Linked DNA regions of Homo sapiens: region 1 is linked to region 2. A link is a contact called in ENCODE Hi-C or POLR2A ChIA-PET data. All regions are on one chromosome and are shown on one strand. The core of a region is the stretch at or near the end of the contact, and the rest is flanking DNA. Distances in the headings are between cores, read along the strand shown. Region 1 overlaps ARHGEF6 (Rac/Cdc42 guanine nucleotide exchange factor 6). Region 2 has its middle 29 kb from the start of SNORD61.

The links. Hi-C counts contacts between places; a loop is a spot of excess contacts on that map. ChIA-PET counts read pairs that join two places held with the same protein, here RNA polymerase II (POLR2A). Pooled maps may share reads with other maps.
Region 1: a map with no recorded cell type shows a loop between it and region 2 (2.6-fold over the local background). The contact joins two enhancer-like sites. A Hi-C loop is called at or near these places in 1 of 37 single-sample maps with no recorded cell type and 3 of 50 pooled maps. POLR2A ChIA-PET finds 5 or more read pairs at or near these places in 12 of 52 experiments (AG04449, H1, K562 and 7 more).

The regions. Positions count from the first base shown.
Region 1 is chrX:136,746,171-136,749,941 of GRCh38, reverse strand. It overlaps ARHGEF6 (Rac/Cdc42 guanine nucleotide exchange factor 6), which reads left to right. Exons shown (of 22, transcript NM_004840.3): 3 at 2,350-2,434. Among named protein-coding and RNA genes, the nearest start is that of ARHGEF6, 33 kb to the left of the region's middle. Within about 2 kb of position 2,226, at least 3 of the 41 ENCODE cell types and tissues checked have a DNase peak (open chromatin) inside an H3K27ac peak, as active enhancers do.
Region 2 is chrX:136,848,667-136,852,353 of GRCh38, reverse strand. It overlaps the pseudogene RAB28P5. Among named protein-coding and RNA genes, the nearest start is that of SNORD61, 29 kb to the left of the region's middle. Within about 2 kb of position 1,718, at least 2 of the 41 ENCODE cell types and tissues checked have a DNase peak (open chromatin) inside an H3K27ac peak, as active enhancers do.

The sequences.
Region 1 (3,771 bases), core at 977-3,476, 100 kb after region 2:
GAATTTTCAATATCATTCAATTTAGGACTTAGAAGGTATAGTGTGGTGAAGGGTGTTTGTGGTTGTATCTGATTCTCCAGCTACTCTGAAATAATAATGCTTAGGCGTTGCTTTCTCTAGCAGTTCCCAGAGGCTTCTTCCAACTCCTTCCTCTGTAGTTTCTAGTGCCTCAGAATAGGCTTGCAGCAAGAACAGTGTCCATGGATAAACTTGAGTATATTGGGGTTTTCTCAAAAGAGAACCGAGTACAGTTCAGGAAACTTCCCTCAAGCAGATGCAATGACTCTTCTTGATGCACATTTCATTTTCTGATTAGTTTATTTATTTTCAAAATCAGTCAAGTACTTGTACAAGTGAATAATACCAGTGTTGCCATGTATAGGCATTTAATAACCCTGGATAAGGAACAACTAAAACCAGAGGGAGAGGTTTTTTATCACAACTTTTGCTCTCATGCCTTATTCTGCTAATATTTAACTTCTGCTTATTATTTTAGATCTACTCATCTCTACCACACCCACCCAAAACATGTATCCACATGCACACACACATGCACACTCCCATTAGGACTGATGGGCTAAAAACAAGTGATTTTTTTTGCTTTGCTACTATTTTGGCATACATGTCATTAACATTTTCCCAGTTGATCAGTTCTAAGGGAGACTCAATAAGTCTGAAATCCCCGGAGATACTAGACACTCTCTCTAGTCTATTGCCTCTTGTTCACCCAGGCTTTGACAAACTAAAACAAAACTCTTGTCAATGTATTTCTGGAAAAGTTTGAATTTTATATTGTAGCATTCAGAAATATATTTGGAATGTGTTGTTGTTTAACTCTTTAGTAATATTAGCATTACTCTTTTACCAGAAATATATTAATGTCTCATTTTTAGATGCATCTGGGCTTTTTGGTCATTTTAACTTTGAATGCAAAATATTCATTGATTAAATGAATAAAGCAGTGAATCCTAGAATAGGCAGACTTGTGTAGGTTTGCATTTGCATGTATCTTTATTGACCCCCCAAAACGTGAAAAATTGATATTATATATTTTCACTCTAAAAACAGATTATAGGTTTTCAAGAACATGTACAAAAAAGATAGAAATTTGTCTTGATATGGTTCCCAGAAAATATGCAGCTTAAAAATGGAACAAATGGCTCTACCTAATGGGAAGACAGACCCTTTAAAATCCTATGCCCATTACCAATCATGTCCCATATGAAAAGGTACATTTTATTTCCATCACCACATTTGGGGAAAAAATGATGCAATCTGTTTTCTTTAAGAGACTTCTAGACATCCTGGAACAAAATGTTTTTAGAAGGGGCATTTCCATCCAGAAGGTGGGCATCTGGTTACCTTCAGATATGCATACTTACATTGTTGGCTGGCAAATTAATAGATTGTACCTGTGCATGAGAACACTTCTAATTTCAAATATACATATTTGAGACTCAATATATTTTAACACACTGACTACATTTCAAAGGTAACAGGTAAATTGTATTGAAAACAACATCTGATTGGTATCTTCACTGGGGACAATAGCATATCAGATTGACAGTTGACTGGTAAAGTGAAATGTATTTCCTTAATGTGTTTTTTGCCAAGAGTTGAGTAGTATTAGACAGGCCAGAGGTCATATTTGGGAAAGTCATCTAAAGCCAGGAAGAGCCCATAGGCCCAGGCAGGCAAATACTTGAATTCATGATGAGCTGAGAGGGGCAAGGTCAAACAGCAGAAACAGAACTGAAGCTGGGAGCAAAAGGCAGACCTGGGCAGAAAGTTTGGGCAACATGGAATTGGGATCCTAGGCAGTTGGGATGCAGCGGGTGGCAGTTGGGAGGAAGGAGAGCAGAGAAAAAGGCACTTTTGACAGTGACTCAACTAGGCACAGCTAATAAACTGTACAGATGCAACCATGTCAAAAAGGCTCCACCTCCTTATTTATGGACTGTCGAGGACATTATGTAGGTGATGGGCATTGATTGTAACCCATGCATATGAGCTTCCTGTAACTGGGCTGAAACTATTGATACATTCAGGCCAGAAGAGTGGGTCTGAGTATGCACTGTTTATTTCCTGGTGGGCGCTGCCTTCTCAGCTTGGCTCTCATTTCCCATTACTGCTTTGCTCTGACTCACTGATGGCCTGCCACATGTCATTAGGCGGCTCAACTGCTGCTCTCATTTCTCCCAAAGGTATATGGAGGTTTGTGTCTTGGCTTCTACACTTTTTTTTTTTTTTTTTTTTTCCGGAGAGCTGGAGGAAGTGGCCTTTTGATAGTTTTGTTTGTTGAGTTGAATACTTGTAGTGTCTTACGGTTTCAATTTTCCTTTCTCATAGATATTTGATCCTGATGACCTTTATTCAGGGGTCAATTTCTCCAAGGTACTGAGTACTCTTTTAGCTGTCAACAAAGCAACAGAAGGTAAGCCGGGCTTGTGATTTATATGTTCTGGGTGACATTTTTGAATCCATGTGTTTGTGATTACCCTAGGAGCCAACTCTGGCCAGGATTGTTCTCGTGATGCAAATTTTCCCCTTGCTCCCCCAAATACACCCCAACAAATGTCAAATGCTTGAATTTTTCATGGCTTAGGATTTAAAATATACCTATCATAGATGTTATTCTAATGCCCTTAATATAATGATAAGAACTAAGAAACTATTCCATTCAAAGCTCTGAATCACCAACTGAGTATAACAAAACAGAGAAGAAAAAGGAAAGACCAGTTCCCTTTTTCATAGAGTTTACAAAATACAGCCGTCACTTCCCTTTCCCCACTAGAGACATATTTTTCTCATTGTTTTATGTATGCCTTTGTCCATGTAAAGGAACCCCTCAGTAGCCTTGCACCAAAAATGAAATCTTGGGGTCATAGGGAGTGAAAATAATATCTTTTATTTAAATGTTTAACACCTACCACACTAGAGGTATTAAATATAAATGCTAGTAAATGTGAAGAAAATGATGATACACTTAGAATGTAGCTTCACTCCTTCCCTGGTATATTTTACCAACAGCTGAATAGTAATAATCATACTTAAAATGCTTTGAGCTCTTGCCCTGGATCTAGGCTGTCATAAGAGCCACAGGTGATCTCATCCAATCCTTGAAACAACACTGGGGGTAGGTATTATTATTATTAGGTCCATATTACAGATAAGGAAAGTCAGGCCAACAGTTGCCCAACTAGAAAGTTAGTCGCTGAGTTGGGATTCAGACCCACATCTGAATGACTACAGAGCCCTTATGCCCAAGCACGAGGCTTGCTGCTCAAACTGTTGTAGAGTCAAGAGGCTGTGTGCCCAGCATCGCCAGGTGCTACAAAAAATGTCAAAGCTATGGTCCCTGCCTTTGAGAAAATTACTGTCTATTTAAGGAGACTCAACTTACCCACGTGAAACAATTAGAGGACAAGAGCAGACAATATAATCAAGTGCCAAATAGGTTAGAGCATCTAGGAAGCTATCGAGTAATTATAGTTTTTGTCAAAAGAGCTGTATATAATAGCAATACAAGTAAAAATACTTCTCCAAAGTTGTTCTTTTGCTATTTGGAAAAAAAAATGCTTTTGAGCTATTGCAAGGCGTATAGCTGAAAGTACAGCTAATTCAAGTAACTATATTTAACACACATGACAACTATCCAGTTCTAGTCAGGGAGGATCGTGTAATTCTAACATTATGCCACACAAATTATACGTTCCTTTGCCAAACTCTCCTAGCAAGTTTTACAGTCTCTTCCCTTGCCACAGATATTTA
Region 2 (3,687 bases), core at 469-2,968:
CCACCTCAGCCTCCCAAGTAGCTGAGATTACAGGTGCACACCACCACGCCCAGCTAATTTTTGTATTTTTAGTAGAGACAGGGTTTCACCATGTTGGTCAGGCTAGTCTTGAACTCCTGATCTCGTGATCTGCCTGCCTTGGCCTCCCAAAGTGCTGGGATTACAGGCATGAGCTGCCATGCCCGGCCTTTTTTTTTTTTTTTGATACAGGGTCTCACTGTGTCACCCAGGCTGGAGTGCAGTGGTATGATCTCTGCTCACTGCAACCTCCGCCTCCTGGGCTTGAGGGATTCTCTTCCCTCAGCCTCCTGAGTAGCTGGGATTACAGGTGCCCACCACCATGGCTGGCCAATTTTTGTATTTTTAGTAGAGATGGGGTTTCATCATGTTGTCCAGGCTGGTTTCGAACTCCTGGCTTCAAATGATCTGCCCAACTCGGCCTCCCAAACTGTTGTGATTATGGGCGTGAGCCACTGTGCCGGGCTGACTTACCAATTTTTAAAAACCCATTCTTTTTGTCTTCTCTTGATAGAATTATAATCTCCATAAGATCAGGGATCTTTGCCTGTTTTGTTTATTCCTGTATCCCCAAAGCCTGAGATGATGCCTAGAACATAGTAGTAGTTCAGCAAGTATGTGTTAATTGAATGAATATGCTTCACTTCTCATTTGCTCTTCTAAAAATACCACTGTCTAACATACTTTAACTATTTGGCATACATCTTCAAGTGTACTGCTTTATGGCTACCCCAAAGAAAGACAACCTAAAGTTTTGTGAATAGTTTTATTCAACTCCAAGTGCAGAATGTCTGCAATCTTATTTTTCCAATACATAAACTGAAAATGTTAAAATGTATCCCTAAACATTCTATATAAAATATTGGGAGAAGAGAAAACAAGAGTATGATACAGTAAAAGGAGAAATTCAGGTAGAGACTATGACTCTTGCTTAGGTAACTGGTCACAAGGCAATAATTGGTAATCATAATATTCTTCCTAAAATATCCATTTTGTGTGTGTGTGTATATATATATATATATATATATATATATATATATATATATATTTTTTTTTACCTCAGTTAATGGTGGTATTTTACTTGGTTTACTAAACCTTCAATCCTGAGGGGTCTAAGCCTGTGTGATGTTGTAATAATCTTCCTTTAGCTTTTAAAAAACATTTTGGCTGGGTGTGATGGCTCACACCCATAATCTCAGCACTTTGGGAGGCCAGTCTCAGCACTTTGGGAGGATAGCTTGAGGCCTAGGCAACATAGTGAGACCCTGTTTCTATGAAAAATAAAATTAGCTGGTCGTGATGGCACTTGCCTATAGTCCTAGCTACTCAGGAGACTGAGGCCGGAGGATTGCTTGAGCCTATTAAGCCTGCAGTAAGCTGTGATCACACCACTGTACTCCAGCCTGGGTGACAGAGCGAGACCCTGTCTCATAAAACAAATAAATAAAACCATTTTTATTCCACCACAAAAATGAGCATGAAAAAGATTTTAAAAATTGAACTGTAACACACAGAAAAGTAAACAAAGCAACTTCCATTTCTGGAAATGATGGGATAATCGATACTGCACCTACTCTCTCCCCATAAACAACTGTAAAACTAACCAACATATAATGAGGCAACTATTTTGAGACATTGCACAATAAGTACTCTAGGAGAACAATCCTTGAGAAACGAAAGCCACACGAGGAGAGCCCCATGTTCACTCAGTTCTCTGACTAGGGGCAGTTTTCGGATTGTAGCACAGGAAGGTGAAGTTCAAACACGGCACATTGTTCTCACTGGACAAAGGAAGCAAAGATCACAGTTTGGGTTTTGAAGAGGAAGGACATAGACAGTGTCCCCCGGATGTTGGTGTGGGTGTTCCCTGTGGGTCTTTTTAAAAGTTTTTATTTTATTTTTGACATGGAGTCTCACTCTGTTGTCCAGGCTGGAGTGCAGTGTTGTGATCTCGGCTCATTGCAACCTCCGCCTCCCAGGTTCAAGTGATTCTCCTGCCTCAGCCTTTCAAGTAGCTGGGACTACAGGCGTCCGCCACCATGCCCAGCTAATTTTTGTATTTTTAGTAGAGATGGGGTTTTGCCATGTTGGCCAGGCTGGTCTTGAATTCCTGACCTCAGGTGATCCACCCACCTCGGCCTCCCAAAGTATCGAGATTACAGGCATGAGCCACCATGCCCGGCCCCTGTGGGTCTTTTCAGAAAATTTAAATTTGTGAGAGAAAAACATCTGAACATCAGGTACAGTCTGATCTACAAAGATTCAACAGTATGTCACTGCCCAGGTGTGGTAGCTCACATCTGTACTACCAGCACTTTGGGAGGCCAAGGCAGAAGGATCACTTGAGGCCAAGAGTTTGAGACCAGCCCTTGAAACATAGTGAGATCCCATCTCTACAAAAAATTTAAAAATTAGCTGGTGTGGAGGTACATGCCTGTAGTTCCAGCTACTTGGGAGGCTGAGGTGGGAGGATTGCCTGAGCCTGGGAGTTCGAGGCTGCAGTGAGTGTGGTTGTGGCTCTGCACTCCAGCCTGGGTGACAGAGGGAGACCCTGTCTCAAAAACAAAAAACCCGAAAAAATAAAAAAACAAAACCCACCACCACAACAGACAGACCCCCAAAACAAAAAAAACCTGTCATAACTCATTCCTGGACTACTCTTATGTAGTTTGCAGGAGAAATTCCAGGTGGAGCATCAGCTGAACATTTATCTAAATTCATAAAGTCATGTAAACTGAGTATTACACAATACATCATGACTACAAACTACAAAATAGGCAATTTAGGCCCCTTTTTATTTATTCATTTATTTATTTATTTTGAGACGGAATTTTGCTCTTGTCACCCAGACTAGAATGCAATGGCACAATCTCAGCTCACTGCAACCTCCACCTCCCGGGTTCAAGCCATTCTCCTGCCTCAGCCTCCTGAATAGCTGGGATTACGGGCGTCTGCCACCATGCCCGGCTAATTTTTTTGTATTTTTAGTAGAGACAGGGTTTCACCATGTTGGCCAGACTGGTCTCGAACTTCTGACCTCAGGTGATCCACCTGCCTCAGCCTCCCAATATGCTGAGATTACAGATGTGAGCCACTGTGCCCGGCCAGGCTCCTTTTTAAAAATGAAAAAAAATTTCTATTACAGGCTTATTTTGAGCATTTTCAGTTAGATGATAGCTTTATTTTTACTCGCAATTGATAGCAACAGAATACCTTCTCAAGTATCTATAGGCAAAATATGTTACTTGTGTGATGTTTGCATCCTGAAGTATACTTCGACATATGTGAGTTCACATGAGATAATGAAACCACTGTGACAAGATCCTGGCTGATGATCAAGACTTGGATACTTTTCATATTTAAAACATTTACAGTAGGGAGCCGGGCGTGGTGGCTCACGCCTGTAGTCCCAGCACTTTGGGAGGCCGAGGCGGGCGGATCACAAGGTCAGGAGATCAAGACCATCCTGGCTAATACGGTGAAACCCCGTCTCTACTAAAAATACAAAAATTAGCTGGGTGTGGTGGCGGGTTCCTGTAGCCCAGCTACTCGGGAGGCTGAGGCAGGAGAATGGCGTGAACCCAGGAGGCGGAGCTTGCAGTAAGCTGAGATTGCACCACTGCACTCCAGCCTGGGCGACAGAGCGAGACTCCGTCTCAAAAAAAAAAA